Regions from separate parts of the Homo sapiens genome. Here region 2 is linked to region 1. Evidence: read pairs that join two places in POLR2A ChIA-PET (ENCODE). Cell type or tissue: Panc1. All regions are shown on one strand. Links, peaks and the distances in the headings refer to the core of each region. The heading gives the core; the rest is flanking DNA. Region 1 holds the start of LOC105371739 (a long non-coding RNA gene). Region 2 overlaps LOC107987247 (a long non-coding RNA gene).

What was found. ChIA-PET counts read pairs that join two places held together with the same protein. Peaks named below come from ENCODE experiments on the same cell type or tissue, not always from the same donor. Only the 100,000 strongest peaks of a DNase experiment are listed, where the experiment ranks them.
Region 2: POLR2A ChIA-PET joins it to region 1 with 17 read pairs; 2 of 35 experiments call an interaction of 5 or more read pairs at or near these places.

Annotation. Positions count from the first base shown.
Region 1 is chr17:34,476,931-34,485,749 of GRCh38, reverse strand. LOC105371738 (a long non-coding RNA gene) reads right to left here. Exons shown (of 4, transcript XR_934687.3): 4 at 8,064-8,634. It overlaps LOC105371739 (a long non-coding RNA gene), which reads right to left and starts at 6,481. Exons shown (of 3, transcript XR_934688.2): 1 at 6,243-6,481; 2 at 5,855-5,946; 3 at 4,028-4,685. In Panc1, for the core only: no CTCF peak of the experiment used is centred there; no DNase peak of the experiment used is centred there; H3K27me3 peaks cover 989 bases.
Region 2 is chr17:34,053,969-34,062,787 of GRCh38, reverse strand. The region is part of intron 1 of LOC107987247 (a long non-coding RNA gene); the gene reads left to right. It also overlaps a transcript of ASIC2 not described here. Among named protein-coding and RNA genes, the nearest start is that of LINC01989, 130 kb to the left of the region's middle. In Panc1, for the core only: no CTCF peak of the experiment used is centred there; no DNase peak of the experiment used is centred there.

The sequences.
Region 1 (8,819 bases), core at 471-8,470:
ACTCTTAGACAAGAGAGGAGCTTCAAAAGCCCCATACCCTCGCTTATGGACAGGAAAGTGGGGGCCACGTGATGAGCTCTTCATCTGCCTCTCGTGTGAGGTGGTGGCCCAGCCAAGGCCATTCTGTTTAGGGTTCTTAGTGCATGCCTCTGGCACCTTTGAAGATGGCCAATGGGAACACCAAACTGAGGTGTGATGATTCTGCTTGCGATAAATGGGGTAGACGGGGACACAGGAGCACAGAGAGGCAGAGCCTCCTGAAGGTCACACAGCTGGCCACACACAGCCTAGTGTGCTCCAGCTCCTCAAGGCTCCGGGAACCCCTTCCAAGGTGAGCTTTAGTTCAGGAGGCAGAGCCTTCCCGTCTGCGTCTGCAAAGCCCCAGCAGGCTGACAGGGGATGCCATAGGCCTCAATTTGCCCTGCTGTACAACTGAAGGAGGCAGATGGTCTCTAGGGGCTGTTGCAGCTTTGCTCTTCCCCAACTGAGGAAGTCTCAGTTCCTGGGGCATGTTACCAGCCTCCTCTGGTGGAGAAACCAACAGCCCTTCATTTGGACCATGGCTTCCCAAACTCCAGGATTATCTCTGATTTATAGGCAGGTAAACTGAGGCCTTGGGCATAAGGAGCACTGCTGAGAGGGTGGCTGAGAACCCAGGCATCCAGACTCCCCTTCTCTCTCCCTCATTACCATGACTGGAAGAATATGAGATGCCTTAGCCCGTGCCGATCTGGTGCCATTTGCTCCTAGGAACCTCCCCCAGGGGGTCAACATTGCTGGGTACTGGCCCTCTAGCTCTGGAGGAGGCCCTGTGCCCTTAGAGTCAGCCTGCCACCCATGAACCTATTAAGGGTGCATGAGGGTCGACATGTGAGTAAGACCCAAAGGTGGCCGGGCCTATAATAAACCTCCCCATTAGCCACCCCTCCCACTCTGCCTGGCAGGCACTGTGGAAGCATTAGGTGTGGCCAATATCACTTATTTATTACTGAGCACTTAGGGAGCTGTTCCAGGCTCCCACCCAGCATGCCCTCCTTCTTCTTCCCTTGTCTCCTTACCCAGGATGCAGCTCAGCCAGTCTGGCCTTGAGCTGCCCAAGCCACCTAGAGGGTGAGCTCAGAGGGCAGTCCTGTCAGAGCCCCACTGCAGCACGGGGCTGGGATTAGCATGATTACCCCACCATTCCAGGGACGCAGACTGCCTTTCAGAGTGGGTGAGAGTCTTGCTCAAGGGCACACAGCTGGTGAGTGGCAGAGCCAGGACTTGATCCTTGTCAAGTTTACCAAATGACTAATGACCTGCTGAGTCCCTGTGCAGCCTCCCAGCCTCCGGGAGCCGTGCTGGGGAGCAGGCTGGAGGATTTGGTGTGGTCCTACTTTGGAAGCCAGCGTCGCACATGAATGATGGAGACTGCAGGTCTGGTCTGGGATTCTGGAACGGGCTCTGCTCATTGCTGGCTGTGTGGCCTTGGACCAAGCACTTAACTTCTCTGAGCTGAGCTGCTGCTGCTGCTGCATCTTTATACTTGGAATCACAACCATGCTCACGACCCTGCCTTGTGAGGCTGTGAGCCCCATGCCATGATAGTGTGGGCCTGTGGAGCCCTTACTGTTGGTAGTTACTGTTTTTCTGTTATCATTAGAGCATGGGGACTTTCAGTGGAAAACAGAAACCAAAGGGCTAGAACCTTGTGAAGGAAGGCCTGACCCCTACTCCGTGGATTCCAGAAAAGTCTGGCTCCTCCCACCTCCTGCCCCAGGAGCCCTGCCGGGGGGAACAGTCATCCAGCCCTTCTCTCCCATCTATCTTATTTTCATTGAGGTCAGAGCCAGAGGAACCTGAGGGACCTTCTTGTGTAGCCCCACACCCCCAGGTCCAGAGGTCCAGAGAGAGAACGGGGCTGGTGCAGGGTCACACAGCAATCACTGGGGGGAAAGCAGGTCTCTGCCGGCCAGTTTTATGCCTCTTGCCTGTGCTGCTGACAATGGGGGCATGAAGCCATGGCTCTGTGGAGAACTTGCAGACATTTCAGCGTCCTCCCTGAGCAAACGCTTATATCAGGGGTCACTGGCAGAGTTCCCTCTCCCAGGAGATCCGGCGAAGTGAAGTGGGTGAGACGACAGCAGGGAGGGATGAAAGATGTTTCTGGGGTCCCAGAGAGTTGGCAGGCTCCAGGGATGGGAAGTAGGGTGAACGGAGTACTATTCACCACCACGTGCTCAGGAAAGGACTCAGTGCTGTGCCAGGATTGTGGGGTTCAGGTTGTGGCAAAGCAATTATTCCAACCATCTGGTAGCATTTGAGGTTTTACCCCAACCCAGCTCATGCTTTCCATTTGCTAGTTGAGAAAACTGAGGTTAAATGGTTCTCGAGAGCACACTGCTTTGATTATGCTTGGAACTCAGCTAGAGTCCACCCTTTTCCAGTCCCATGTTACCCCCGCCTGTACTTTCAGCAGACCCATGACCAGGATGCAGGTTTGGTTTGGCTCTGGCCGCCATCTGGTCCCTGCCACTCTCCCAGGTAGGGGCTGTGACTGTGCTTTCTCCAGTTTCCTCTTGCCCTCTGGGCTCTGGTCAGAGCCTGGCCACACTGGACATGCCAGGCTGGCCCCTGGTGAGTGGTGACGTCCCACTTAGCACATTGTCATGCCACCCCCGGGCTGCATCAGCAGCTGCCTGGCTGAATAATTCATCAGACCTTGTTTACTCTTCCCTTCCTGGCTGTTAGTGGCTCTCAAAACCCCACCACAGCCCCCTCCCAGGTCCAGCTGCCCTGGCCTCCACCCTGCTCTCCAATTTAGCCACCAGAAAGCTGCTCCACGACTGGGCCATGCGCATTGGCCATGAATTATTCAGGCCTCATTTGGCTGGAGCCAGGGTAGATATTGGGGCTGGAGGAGAGTTTGGGCCATGCGGTCTGTGCCATTTGGAGGGCACGTGGAGGAAGCATGTGGAACACAGAGTTGTCTCTGTCTTCATCTCCATTCAAGCTGACACCCACGTCCTGTTGGATCCAGAGTGATCTGCCCATTGTGAGCCCAGGGGAGCAGAGGATGCCTCGGGGTGAGAGCTCCCCAACCTTCAAGCGCAGAGACCTGCACAGAGCATACCATCGGTGCTCAGGACAGCGGGCTGATTGGCAGGCTGGCCTACATCAATCAACAAGAGGATGACACATTTCATATAAGGGGCAGAGGACAAAACTCTGGAGTCAGACAGCTTAGGTGTAAATCCTGACCCTTCTACTTTACAGCTGACTAAGCTTGGGCAAGTTACTTAATCTTCCTGTGCTGAAGGTTCTTCACCTGTAAGATGGGGAGAGCGATGGCTTCTGCCTCACAGGGCTGCTGTGCACAGAGCAATGGAGATCAGACGTCTACAGTGCTGGGGTGGAATGAGTGCTCAACCTCCAGACCACACTGGATTGTCATTGCTTGGTTGGTTGTTTGCCTTTCTCATCATCCTGGGAGATTTTTAAAGAAGGTACTGGATCACATTTTACTAGGTACCTCCAAGAACTAGTACTGAGGTGGCTCCTAGTAGATGCTTGGTAAATGCTTGTTGAATGAATGAATAAATGAATGAGTGAGGAATTGCTCTCCAGAGATGCAATGGGCTGATTTATGAGGCAGTGAGTAAGCTGCTTATTGCTGGGAGTGTTCTACTGGATCACAATTCACACGGAATTCTGTAGCAAGGATTGATGTTCTGGCTAGAAAGATGGTCTTTAAAGCCTCCTCCCCCATCATTAGCTGCTGTGGTTCCAGGATTCAATGAATAAATATGGGTTGTAGGAGTTGGTGGTGGTGGTAGTGGATGATGATGACAATGATGGAAACAAGGCTGATGATAAAGAGGCTAAGTCCTAGGACTTGAGGCTGGGGAGGCAGAGAGGAGAAACAGCTGATTCATCAGACTAGCCCATCAGACATTGTGCTTAAGGACAAGGAATTATGGCTTTTTCCTCTGTATTCCGGGTGCCTGGCACATAGTAAGCACAAAATAGCAGTGCACTGAACGAATGAGTGTTCCTTAGTCCTTAGATAATCAGGCAATCTGAGGACCTACCCCTTCCCAACCCAGTACACAAATTCTTCAGCCCACCCTGAGCCATCTTCTGTGGCCTTTCTGCCTCGTCCTTTGCCTCAGTTTCTCCAGTCATAAAAATGGGTCACATTAGTTGCTTCCCTTTCCCTAGTAACATTATCCAAACTGGCTATTTCTGGCAACACTGCAAGAAGAGGGCAGGCGGGGCAGGCCTGCCTGGTGGGACCTCTGACCATCAGGCTTCTGGGAACCATAGGCTATACCCACACCACAGAGCATCGATAAACTATTTTGATGTTTCTCTTGCTTTCAGAAAGACAGCTTCCAAGATTCAAGCCCAGGTGGTGCCGGTCTTTTTTTGGAGGTGCTAATTAATAATTTAACTTCATCTAATGATAATTTTATCTTGTTGCAGTTTGTGGATTTATGATTATCTCATCCATCCGGTGCCTAGTGTTGGGCATAGAGTGTGTCTCTGCTGTCTGCCAGAATCTGCTACTGGGAGAATTTCCCCACTGGGAGAGGGACCCAGGAAATGGCATGGTCTTAGAAGGTCTCCTGAACACATTTCCTTGGGAGGGCTCCTGTTATCTTCAAGGTTGATGGCTTTCTGCAATCTCTCAAGGGCTGTTTTGCCTGGAAACAGGACGATGGAGACAGAGACCTATCAGCTGTGGGCATCTCAATATCAGCGGAAATGGGTATCAAGAAGTCTCAGCCAGGTGCAGTGGCTTGCGCCTGTAATCCCAACACTTTGGGAGGCTGAGGTAGGTAGATCACTCGAGCCCAGGAGTTTGAGATCAGCCTGGGCAAGAGGTGACACCCTGTCTCTACAAAAAATACAAAAATTAGACAGGCGTGGTGGTGTGTGCCTATAGTTTGAGTTACACAGGAGGCTGAGGTGGGAGGATTGCTTGAGCCCAGGAGGTCAACGCTGCAGTGAGCTGTGTCCATACCACTGCACCCCAGCCTGGGTAACAGAGAGAAACCCTGTCTTGAAAAAAAAAAAAAAGAAGAAAGAAAGAAAGAGAGAAAGAAAGAGAGAAAGAAAGAAAGAAAGAAAGAAAGAAAGAAAGAAAGAAAGAAAGAAAGAAAGAAAGAAAGGGAAAGAAAGCCAGCCAGCCCCATGTCACAGACTGTCATAGCAGGAAGACCCCCAAGAGAATGTCACATCTGGCGCCTCTTTCCATGGTCAAAGAAGCTGAGGGACTAGCTCAGGAAGGAACTAGCTGAGGTTCTATGGCAGCAGTCACAAAATCTGTTTTGAACCCAGGTCCCCTCCTTCCAGCTATGCCCTGCTGTTGTCCAATATACACCTCTCTGCACCAGCTGACCAACCTTCCTTCCCTGGGCACTTGGCGAGAAGTGGCCCAGGTACATTTTGAATGGAGGTGGGGTGGGCACTTAGGTCCTCTCCTCCTATGTTTGGTGACTACAGCTCCCTAACTGCCTTTCCTTCTGGCAGGGAAGAGTCAATAAGCCCAAAGAGGATGGGTGGGCATGGCTGAAAATCCCTCCTGAATGTATGCAAAAACTTTTCACAGCCTCATGTTCTTTCTATCAGGTGAGTGATATTGTACCCATGCTGTCCAGAAATGGGGTGACCTAGTTAGAGTCAACTGACTTCGAAAGGCAGCAAAACTACGACCAGATATTAAAGGAGCAGTAGGATTTAGCTGAAGAAATGGGGGAAGAACATTCTAGACAGAGAAACTATAAGGAGAAATGCTCCAGACTTAAAACTGTAGGATATGACCACTTAGGTGAGACCCTTGGCCTCTAGGGACTTCAGTTTATTCTCTTACCATACTAGGAGAGTGCTTGGGGAGGAGGCTAGAGGCAGTGTCTGCACCCAGGCTGAATGTTGGGTTCTGCGTGGCCACTTCTGACCGCTGGACTGGACGAGGGAGCAAGGTGAGACTGCTAAACTCCTCCCCTCTGTCCACCTGGGTTCTTGGTTTCCCCTCCCTCCACACAAAGCTGGGCTGTTGACCGGGCCCCAGGTTGGCCTCAGCCCATGCTAATGAGATGCTAATGCTGAAAACCAGACTGACTGCAGCCTCCAAGTGTTTGGGGACCCTCTTGACAGCTGGAAAAGCCCTCCAGCTACTCTGGGCAACTTCAGCTCTAAGCTGGGATGTTCCCCCAGCAATTGCGCCTGTCACTTCTCATTACACCTGATGCCCGTGGTACCTGCCAGGGAGCCGTGGGGCAGAACTAGCCACATTCTCTCTCAGAGACCGCAGGGAGGCTGGAGCCTGGTCTGACAGGGTCCCTGGGGACTCAGGAGGTTTCACCAGTATGAGGATCAAGTCTTGCCCATTCGGGATCCCCTTGGCTGCAGTTTGTAGTGCAAGATCTCACAAAGACCCCTTAGGCTCAGAACAACATGGTGACCTTTGTTTTGACTTCTCCAACCCAGGGCCTATGACAGTTTGTGTTCAGATGAATCTGCATTGTGACACAATGGATGCTTAGAATTCAAGAACCCTAGGAGGTCAGAACTGAACAAGTCTTAATTATTGGAGAATGCAGGGCATTTTTATCATTAGTTTTTTGTTTGCCTTAAAAATTGCCCAAATAAGATATGTGAAAAACAAAAAAATTTTTTAATGCCAAAAGACTTAAAATAAAAAAGCACTATCTTTCCCCCCAACCTTCCTACTGCTACTCTTGCTCTCCTGGGACAACACATTTTTAGCCCTTTCAGCTGCTTCTTTTGCTCTGTGTGTTCATATTTCTAAATAATATGCATATTCTGCTATTTCTGCTTTGTCAGTTTTAGACATCCTCTATTGACTTCCTGCTATAGTAAACACAGATTTTGCTTTGTTACTCACCTTTCTGTCCCCTTCCTCCTTATATAGTCCTATTGCAACTTTTAGTCAAACCAAGAACATTATTATAAATGTATAAATGAGGCTCACTCTAGAGTTAAGCAATGGGCTCTGATTATATTTTCTTTCCCATACATTTCCCCCTTCAGTGTGGCGAATACGGGTAGTGCCTATTGAATATCTACCTGTTCCCCTATATTCCTCAGCTTCCCTTCTAGTTAGGTTAGGGCCATGTGACTAGAATGATCTTTTTGAGTTGAGGCAGCTAAGAGCCCGTGTGGCTCTTCCATCTTTCTCTTCCCTAGCAAGGAGCTTGTACATGTTGTGGGCTCCATGCTGTACAAACACAAAATGAAGGACTGCCTCCTTATTAGATTGTGATACAAAGGGAAATAAACATTTATATCTATTGCGACATCTAGCATCAACTATCCTGATAAATATACCCAGAGGTAATAATTGCTCCATATTTTCAGTTGCATCGTTTTCTTAAATGTTTCCAAATGTTGCATTATATCTGCCATACCATTATTATTAAGATTATTTTCATAAGTTTTGTCTTACATCATAGCATCTATCAGTCTCTCCTCTTTCCCTGGAGTCTTCCCTCCTGGGGCTCTGGATTTCTTCTTTCAACCTGGCCTGTTACTCTTTATGCCTGCTGCGAAGCTCACGTCCTGGGAATTTCCTCTGCTACTCTCCCGTGTTGAATCCCCTGGATTCTATATTCTTGGTTTACTTCTAATTTTTGCTGAAACATATCCTCTGGTACTCTGCAAAGTAAATTCTCTGAATCCTTACACATCTAGAACATATTTAAAGTCTCAACTTATGTTTTAATCATGTGTTTAGCTATAGAGTTCTATATTGAGAATAGTTTGCCCCAAGAATTTAGAAGGCAGGGTTTCACTGTTGCCCAGTATCCAGCGTTGCACTCAACAAGTCCTACAACCATCTGATTCATAGTCCTTTGTATGAAACCTGTTACTTTCCCTTCTAGAAGCTTTTAGAATCATATCTGTGTCTATATGTTCTGAAAATTTACAATAATCTGTTTTGAAGAGGATTTACCTTGTTTTGACCACTTGGTAGGCCCTTTAATCTGAAGGTTCATATTTTTTAGTGCTAGGAAACTGCCTTGAATTATTTCTTTGATAATTCCCTTTGTTGTATTTTCTCCATTAATTGGGGACCAGTTCCTGGATTGTTACTCGCATAAGTTAACCATGGCTACAATAATGCTATATAACAAACCAACCCCAAACTCAGTGGCTTAAGACATGGTTACTTATACTCACAGATCTGTGGTTGCCTGAGGGACACTAATTTATGCTGAACTTGTTTGACTGGCATTGCTAGAGTTGACTGGGCTTACCTACACATCTGTGAGCAGAGTAGGAGATGGCTGATTTAGGGTAGTGTTGGCTGGCGGACTTTAACTCTGCTCCAAACGTCTCACACCTTCCTCGTGGGACCAGTGAGCTAGCCCAGGGATGTTCTTCTCATGGAGAAGGCATGGAAACTACTGTTGCTGCCATACACTGCCACTTCAATAAAAGCTGCTGTCTAAACCATCGACTCACCCTTGAATTATTTCCTGGGTGAAGCCAAGAACTCTTCCGGTCTAAGTCCCAATTTGGGGGCTCACTTGCCCTACATCAGTCTAGAGGCAGAGTGCATAGGCATGGAGCTCAGTTCTATGGCTAACTGTACTTGGGCTTGGCTTCTTTCTTCTTCAAAGTACTCATCTGTAAAATGGGAACAAAATAGAAACCTACTTCACAGACTTGTTGGGAGGATGAGAAAAGTTACTATATGGAAAATGCCTGGAAGCATCCCCAGCGCACATCTAAAATATCTCTTCTCAAATACATGAGTGGTTCTGAAAAGCTCATTGGAAGTTTTGTGTTTAGCAGTGAAACTTGTGGAAAGG
Region 2 (8,819 bases), core at 233-8,232, 420 kb after region 1:
GGAATTTATCTGTCTCTTCTAGGTTTTCTAGTTTATGTGCGTAAAGGTGTTCACAGTAGCCTTGGATGATCTTTTGTATTTCAGTGGTGTCAGTTGTAATATATACTTTTTCATTTCTTAGTGAGATTATTTGGATTTACTCTATTCTTTTCTTGGTTAATCTTGCTAATGGTCTATCAATTTTCTTAGCTTTTCAAAGAACCAGCTTTTTGTTTCATTTATCTTTTGTAATCTTTTTTTGTTTCAATTTCATTTAGTTCTGCTCTGATCTTGGTTATTTACTTTCTTCTACTGGATTTGGGTTTGGTTTGTTCTTCTTTCTCTAGTTCCTTAACGTGAGACCTTAGATTGTTTGTGATCTTTCAGAATTTTTGATGTAGGCATTTAGGGCTATGAACTTTGCTCTTAACGCCACTTTTGCTGCATCCCAAAGGTTTTGATAGGCTGTGTCATTTATTGTCATTCAGTTTGAAGAATTTTTTAATTTCCATCTTGATTTTGTTTTTGATCCAGTGCTCATTCAGGAGAAGGTTATTTAATTTCCATGTATTTGCATGGTTTTGAAGGTTCCTTTTGGAGTTGATTTCCAGTTTTATTCCACTGTGGTTTGAAAGAGTGCTTGATATAATTTCAATTTTCTTAAATTTATTGAGGCTCGTTTTATGTCCTATTATATGGTCTATCTTGGAGAAAGTTCCATGCACTGTCGAATAGAATGTGTATTCTATGGTTGTTGGATGAAATGTTCGGTACATATCTAAGTCCATTTGTTCCAAGGTATAGTTTAAATCCATTGTTTCCTTGCTGACTTTCTGTCTTGATGACCTGTCTAGTGCTATCAGTGGAGGATGGAAGCTCCCCACTATTACTGTGTTGCTGTCTATCTCATTTCTTAGGTCTAGTTGTAATTGTTTTATAAATTTGGGAGCTTCAGTGTTAGATGCGTGTATGTTTAGGATTGTAATATTTTCTTGTTGTACAAGGCCTTTTACCATTATATAATGTCCTTCTTTGTCTCTTTCAACTGCTGTTGCTTCAAAGATTGTTTTGTCTGATATAAGAATAGCTACCCGTGTTCACTTTTGGTATCCATTTGCATGAAATGCCTTTTTCCACCCCTTTACTTTAAGTTTATGTGAGTCCTTTTGTGTTATGTGAGTCTCCTAAAGGCAGCAGATAGTTGATTGGTGAGTTCTTATCCATTCTGTGGTTCTGTATCTTTTAAGTGGAGCATTTAGGCCATTTACATTCAATGTTAGTGTTGAAATGTGAGGTACCGTTGCTTTCATCATGCTCTTTGTTGCCTGTGTACTTTGGTTGTATTTTGTCTTTTGTTTTTGCTTTTTAACTTGTATTTCTGTTTTATAGGTCCCGTGTGATTTATGCTTTGAAGAGATTCTGTTTTGATGTGTTTCCAGGATTTGTTTCAAGATTTAGAGCTCCTTTTAGCAGTTATTGTAGTGGTGGCTTGGTAATGGCAAATTCTCTCCACATTTCTTTGTCTGAAAATTACTGTATCTTTCCTTCATATATGATGCTTAGTTTCACTGGGTACACAATTCTTGGCTGATAATGGTTTTGTTTGAGGAGGCTAAAGATAGGTCCCAAATCCCTTCTAGTTTGTTGGGTTTCTGCTGAGAAATCCGCTGTTAATCTGATAGGTTTTCCTTCATAGATTACCTGGTGATTATGTCTCACAGTTCTTAAGATTCTTTCCTTCATCTTAACTTTGGATAACCTAATGACAATGTGCCTAGGCGAAGATCTTTTTGTGATGAATTTCCCAGGTGTTCTTTGTTATTCTTGTATTTGGGTGTCTAGGTCTTTCGCAAGGCCAGGGAAGTTGTCCTCAATTATTCCCCAAAATATATTTCCAGTCTTTTAGATTTCTCTTCTTCCTCAGGAACACTGATTATTCTTAGGTTTGGTCATTTAACATAATCCCAGAATTTTTGGAAGCTTTGTTCATATTTTCTTATTCTTTTCTCTTTGTCTTTGTTGAAATGGGTTAATTTGAAGACCTTGTCTTTGAGCTCTGAATTTCTTTCTTCTACTTGTTAAATTCTATTGTTGAGGCTTTCCAGAGCATTTTGCATTTCTAAAAGTGTGTCCAAAGTTTCCTGAATTTTTGCTTGTTTTTTCTTTATGCTATCTATTCCCTTGAATATTTCTCCCTTCACTTCTTGTATCATTTTTTTTATTTCCTTGGATTGGGCTTCACCTTTCTCTGGTCCCTTCCTGATTAGCTTAATAACTAACCTCCTGAATTCTTTTTCACGTAAATCAAGGATTTCTTATTGGTTTGGATCCATTGCTGGTGAACTAGTGTGATTTTTTGGGAGGTGTTGAAGAGCCTTGTTTTGTCATATTACCAGAGTTGATTTTCTGATTCCCTCTCATTTGGATAGGCTCTGTCAGGGGGAAGATCTAGGGCTGAAGGCTGTTGTTCAGATTCTTTTTTCTCACAGGATATTCCCTTGATATAGTACGCTTCCCCTTTTCCTATGGATGTGGCTTCCTCTGAGCAGAACTGAAGTGATGGTTGTCTCTCTTCTGGGTCTAGCCACCCAGTGAGCCTACCTGGCTCCAGGCTGGTACTGCAGGTTGTCTGCACAGGGTCCTGTGATGTGAACCATCTATGGGTCTCTCAACTGTGGATACCAGCACCTGTTCTGGTGGAGGTGGCAGATGGTGCAATGGACTCTGTGAGACTCCTTAGCTTTGGTGGTTTAATGCTCTATTTTTGTGCTGGTTGGCCCCCTGCCAGGAGGTGGCACTTTCCAGAAAGTATCAGCTGTAGTAGTGTAGAGAGGGGTCTGGTGGTGGGCAGGGCCCTAGAACTCCCAAGATTATATGTCCTTTGTCTTTTGCTACCAGGGTGGGTAGGGAACAACCTTCAGGTGGGGGCGTGGCTAGGCCTGTCTGATCTCAAACTCTCCTTGGGCGGGTTTTGCTGCAGCTGCTGTGGGGGATGCGGGTGAGATTCCCAGGTCACTGGAGTTGTGTACCGGGGAGGATTATGGCTGCCTCTGCTGAGTCACGCAGGTTGTCAGGGAAGTAGGGGAAAGCCGGCAGTCACAGGCCTCACCCAGCTCCTATGCCAACCAAAGGGCTGGTCGCATTCTCACCGTGCCCCTCCCACAGCAGCACCAAGTCTGTTTGCAGGAGGAGGGTGAGATGGGCTTGAAAACTTGCCCAAAGCTATCTGCCTCCCAGCTGCAAAAGAAAAGGGCTTTACTTCTTTCCTTGCCTATGAAGTCTGCACGCCCAATTTGCGCCCTGCCCTGAGTTCTGGCCAGGAGGCTTCTCACCCCACTGAAGTTGTTAAAAAGCTCAGCTAGAGAATTTCTTCTCCCTGTGGAGTTTTACCCTCTGCTCCTCTCGCCACCCTCCTGATGGTTCCCTGTAATGCCAGGCAAGAATGGGCTGCTTAGAGACCCAGGGTCTTTCTGTTGCTTCCTCTACCCCTGTATTTTGCTCAGCTCTCTAACTTTACTCAGCTTCAGGTAAAGTCAGAAGCTTCTCCCACAAACAGACCTTCAACCTCTCCAGTGGGGGTGTGTGTTTGGGAGAGAAGGGTCTCCCTTTTTCATTTCCGCAGTTAGAGCACTCACAGTATTTGGGGTGTCTCCCAGGTCCTGCAGGAGCAGTCCACTTCCTTCAGAGGGTCTGTGGGTCCTCTTGGGATTGCTAGTTTGTTCTTGCAGTTGATCCAGAGCTCAAATCTACAGTGCAAGCCTCCACATGCTGCTCTGTCCGGAGCTGCAATCTAGTCCTGCCTCCTGTCTGCCATGATCCCTAAACAATTGTTAAATCTTGGTTCTGCCATTTGCTGGTGGTATGAACTTGAACAAGTTCCTTCATATCACTTAGCATCACTTTCCTCTTCTATGAAATATAGGTCATAATACCTACCTAGCAGATTATCTGAAGAGAACCAAAATGACATGCTTAGTGCGGTATTTGGCACATGGAAAATGCTCAGTGAGCATGATGTCACCTCATGGAGTCCCTGGAAGACCAGCTAGCTCTGCTCTCCTCCCCTCCCCTCCTATCTTAAGTATCTGCATTCCCACAAAGAAAACGGGGATCCACATTTCTGTTCCCTAAATATGTAGGAGGAAATGCTAATACATTTCCCTGAGATCCATACAGTCAGTTGATCTAGGAGGAGAAAGAAGAGAAGGAGGTTTCAAGGACAGCGTTTCAAGGCCTGCTACCTGTCTTTGAATTGAGCAGCTAGTGCTACAGGAATGAAAGTCTGAGCTAAGCATTTGTTTTAATAATATGCTTTACCCATGAAGCCCTGGTATCCAGTTCACAGTGGGTAATCCTGGGAATGAGGACCACCAGAGATAAGAGAACAAATGAGAAAATCTGGATTCAAGGGCTGTTCCTCCAGGCTGTTTCTTCATCTATAAGGTGGTTATAATCTACTGTTGATAAGCTTGGTTCGGAAGGTGAGATGACCCAGTGAGGTGGCACATGCAGCAAGGGCTTATGTCATTCAGTATCATTGAACCCTCAAAGAAAACTCGGAGGTGCATCTTACATAGGCAGCCTCAGCAAGCTCACTGTCTAGCCAGAAGATGACATGTACAGAACCGACTCAGATATAAGGTAAAATGTAAAAAGAGATGAGAGTAAATATAGAGGTTAGCACTTAGAAATATGTAATTTTCAGGTAAGGAGCTGTGACAAGTCTTCTTGGACAAGGAGAAAGTTGAGTTAGGCTTTAGAGAAAAATAAGTAGGATTAGACCGTGTTTAGGTAGGTAGAGTTGTGCACGCACACAAGTACATGGGTGTAGGTGTCAAAATGTCTGGGACTATGGGCTCTTGGAGGTTTGTTACTACTGCAGGAGGAGGTGGGAACAAGAATAAAGCTACCTGGGAGTGTGAAAATGTGGAAAGTATTGGCTTTGGAGTTAGACAGACTTTGGTTCTATCACAGGCATTTCCAAAGTACCCTGCACAGGTACATTATGAGGTTTCTATTTTCAGCTACATGCACTCTCTCATAGTCTGAACTTCTACCTTCTTCTCTGTTTAGTTTCTATTGCCAAGCACTAGCACTAATCCTAACCCGCAGTCCTAATCCTTGACCCTCTTGCCTCTGTGCCTCGCCCTCTTTTTCCTTACTTCCTCACTTCCTGTTGCTTCCTGCCTGCAATTTTCTTTCTGTTGTATTTCCTCCCCTCCTGCAGTCACCACATTACTACAAAATCTTTCTAAAATACATATCTGATTATATCCGTCCTCCTACTAAAGCTCCAGTAATGACTCCCATTGCAGCCATAATTGCACCAAGTCCCATCATCAGACAGGCACTCACACCTCTACTGCGACAGCCCATTTCCTCAATCACACCCTCCTTGGGCTTTAACACCCACCAGTTGCTCCATCCCATGTTCAGACCTGTTCATGCTGGCTTCTCTGTTTAGAATATCCTTTCCCAATACTTCCTTCAGAGAAACTTTTAATTTAATAGTTTTTCAAGACTGAGTTTAGCTTTTCTACCTCCTGAAGAGTTTCTCTCACTTGTCTTTGGAATATTTAACAGAGGAATGTGGTATCTAACTCTCCTTGGGATCATTTACATGTCTCTATGTGTAAATAGACTTATTTGTCTCTCTACTCAGGTCCAAGTATGGGGCCTGGCATAAATTTAGTGCCCAACAAAAGGTTGATGATTAAATGAATGAATGAATAAATGAATGAATAGATAGTTTTATTAATAATGAGAACAACTCACCTATGGCTTCAGTTGGGAATGAAAAGACGAGGCAACTATTATACATTGATTATCTGTCTAATCCACTCTTTGACATTTCCCCCAGGGTATTTAAATGATTCATCATTGTATTTAAAAGTTTGAAATCCTTTGAACTGTGTTTTCACACGAATGGGTTGTTTAACCTCAAGATATGAGAGGATCCCAGCCAACGATGAGGAACTCAGCATATTTTGGGATTTTTGCAATTTGGAGATCAGGTGAAAAGTCAGAAGCATTTACTGAGGACCTGAAGGATACTGAATCAGTAGGTTATTTGGTAGAGGAGTTGAAATTGAGAAGTAAATAATATAGATTGACCTATATGGGTCAATCTGTATATTTGCACAGTTTGGACTTCTGTCTGTATTATTAATTAGTTAGTTATTCCACAGCAAATTCTTCACTTTTTAGGTTGATTTGGTTGTGGACTTCTATTTTCTCAGGCATAGAAAATATCTGAGTTGTTTCCATTGTACTGCTACTCCATGCTCCAGAAGGACATGCTTTACCACTCACAGCACTCCTTACCTACCAGCCCAGAATGTGGTCTCAGAATCTTTCTTTGCACAGTGTCACAGGTAGCTATTACCAATTACCAGAATTGGTTCATAAAACAAAACCCATTTTCCATCCCTCCACAAGATGTTGAGGTATTTTAGGGAGAAGGCAGGACCTGAGCAGTGCAGAAGCTGTGTGCCAGGTGATGGTGGGTCAGCCTCTTTCCCAAGCTGCAGGCTCCATGTGTCTGCTTAATGTCTACTCTGCCATGCCTCAGCCATTGCAAATGGAAATCCTTGGATGTTGCCTAAATTATTGTTCTTCCTCCACTTTCTTAATTGCAGTAAAAGATCCTAATAGGCACCCAGTTTTTCAAGCTAGAGACCATTCTTCCATTTCTCTCACCCCTCACATTTAATTCACTGGCAAATATTCTTGACCGTATTTATCAATATATATTTCAAATCTGTCCCCTGACAGTCTTACTACAATTACTGCCCAGTGTAAGTCATCCTAGTCTCTTTTCTCAACTACTGTAATAGCCTCTTAACTGCTTTTCTTGCCACCATCCCTGCCCCCTCTACTCTATTCCCAATGCTTAAAAACGTGTAAATTAATTCTACTCCTAGGTATTTAGCCAAGAATAACAAAAACATATGTCTACAGCAATAATTGTACAACATTCATAGCAGGTTTATTTACATTAGCCAAAAATTGGGAACAATCCAAATGTCCATCAGCAAGTTAATTGACAAACATATTGTATATTTATACAACGGAATACTAATCAGTTTTTAAAAAGCAAACTACTGACACACACAACATAAATGAATTTTAAAAACATGCTGAGTAAAAGACACAAGAAAATACCGTGTGATTTCATGAATATGAGCTTTTAGAATAAGCAAAACTAAGATAAAAAGGCAAGCACAATCATTGTTTCTTGGGGGTTAATTGGTAGGGATTGATTAAGAGGAAACAAGAAGGAACTTTCTGGGAAGATGAATATGTTCTGAGATAACAATCGGAGTTTCATTTGTCAAAATTAGGATTTGTACATTTTATTGTAAGTAAATTTTACCTCAAAAAGAGGAAAATAAAACTGTAAAAAAGACAGTAAACAAGTGGGAGGGCAGGGAGTAAATGATCTGTAAATGATGCAGGAATGGGAAATTTTTGATAATTTGTTGAATCTGGGTGATGGACACATGAAGGTTCGTTATATTATTTGGATTACTTTGTAAATGTTGGAAATTTTCCATAATAAGATGTTATTTTAACATATAAATCGAATCGTGTCTCTTCGTGGCTTAAACCAATTTAATGGCTTTCTACTGCAGACAGAGTGAAGCCTGTGCTATATGTTATGATTTAAATGGTCCTGCACCATCTAACTGCTGGCCACTTTATATCCTCTTCCTCTCTCCTCCTGTCTTCCTGTCCTTTAGTCCCACTGGACTCTCTGAGAGGTAGCTAAGTATGCCAAGATTTTTCCAAATGCAGGGCCTTTGGATGAGTCATTTCTTTGGATGGACCTCTCTTCTTCCATTCTTCACATGATTGTTTTCTTCTTGTGCTTTAAGTCTTCAAGAAGCCCTCCCAATAGATACATTTTGGTTACTTGCTCATCTATCTCCTCACTAGAAGACAGACTATGAAGGCATGCATAATGTCTCTCTCAGTTGCCATTTTATGCTAAATTCCTAGAACAGCACCTTGTTTTCTGTTTTCTGAGTCTCTATGCATCAGTGAGTGCTATCCTTCACCTATGTCATCTCCTTCAGCCCTGAGGTTAAGCATGTCCTTTTATGTTGCTCTGACTAGCACCATGGTCAGCAGTAAATTTAAAGATCATGAGACTGAGGATGCAGTTGGAGCAAATATCGGGTAGGACATGATAACTATTTTGGCATGTTTTGAAGACCATCTGGCAAATGTGTATGTGTGAATTGGAACTATGGGAGACTATTCAGAAAGGCTGGTACTGGGTAGGATGCTACCAGTATGAGTTTAGCAGCTGGTCCTTGTGATGGAAGTAATCTGGGAAAGGAGGGTACCCATACATCTCCACTCATTGCTTGAAAAAAGCACTATACTGTGAGCCAGGAAGTAGAAATTCAAGCTCTGCATTAACATGTTTCATGGCTCTGGACAAATAACAGCCTCTTGGAGCTTTGTACTTCAAAAACGTACTTCATTGACATCAATGTCTCCCAGGTAAAATGATATTGTAGCTCATAGATGTCTTGAGTGAGGAAAATGAAGAGCAATGAGGGAAAGGGACGCATGTAATGAAAACACTGATTATGACAGAGAAGCAATGGGAATAATTTGGCTAATCAATCCATGTACCTGTTGTTAGGAAACTGGACTAGAGCACATGCAAGATTATTTACAGAGTTAGTATTCCATGAAAAGAACATACGGTTGACTGCTCTTTCATCTCTTGTGCAGGTTTGCGGTACTTATGACTCCCACTCTACAAGGTCTGCTCTGGTCTGAGTCCTTTGCTCTCGTTTTCCATTGTCTCTTATGCTGGGGAAAAC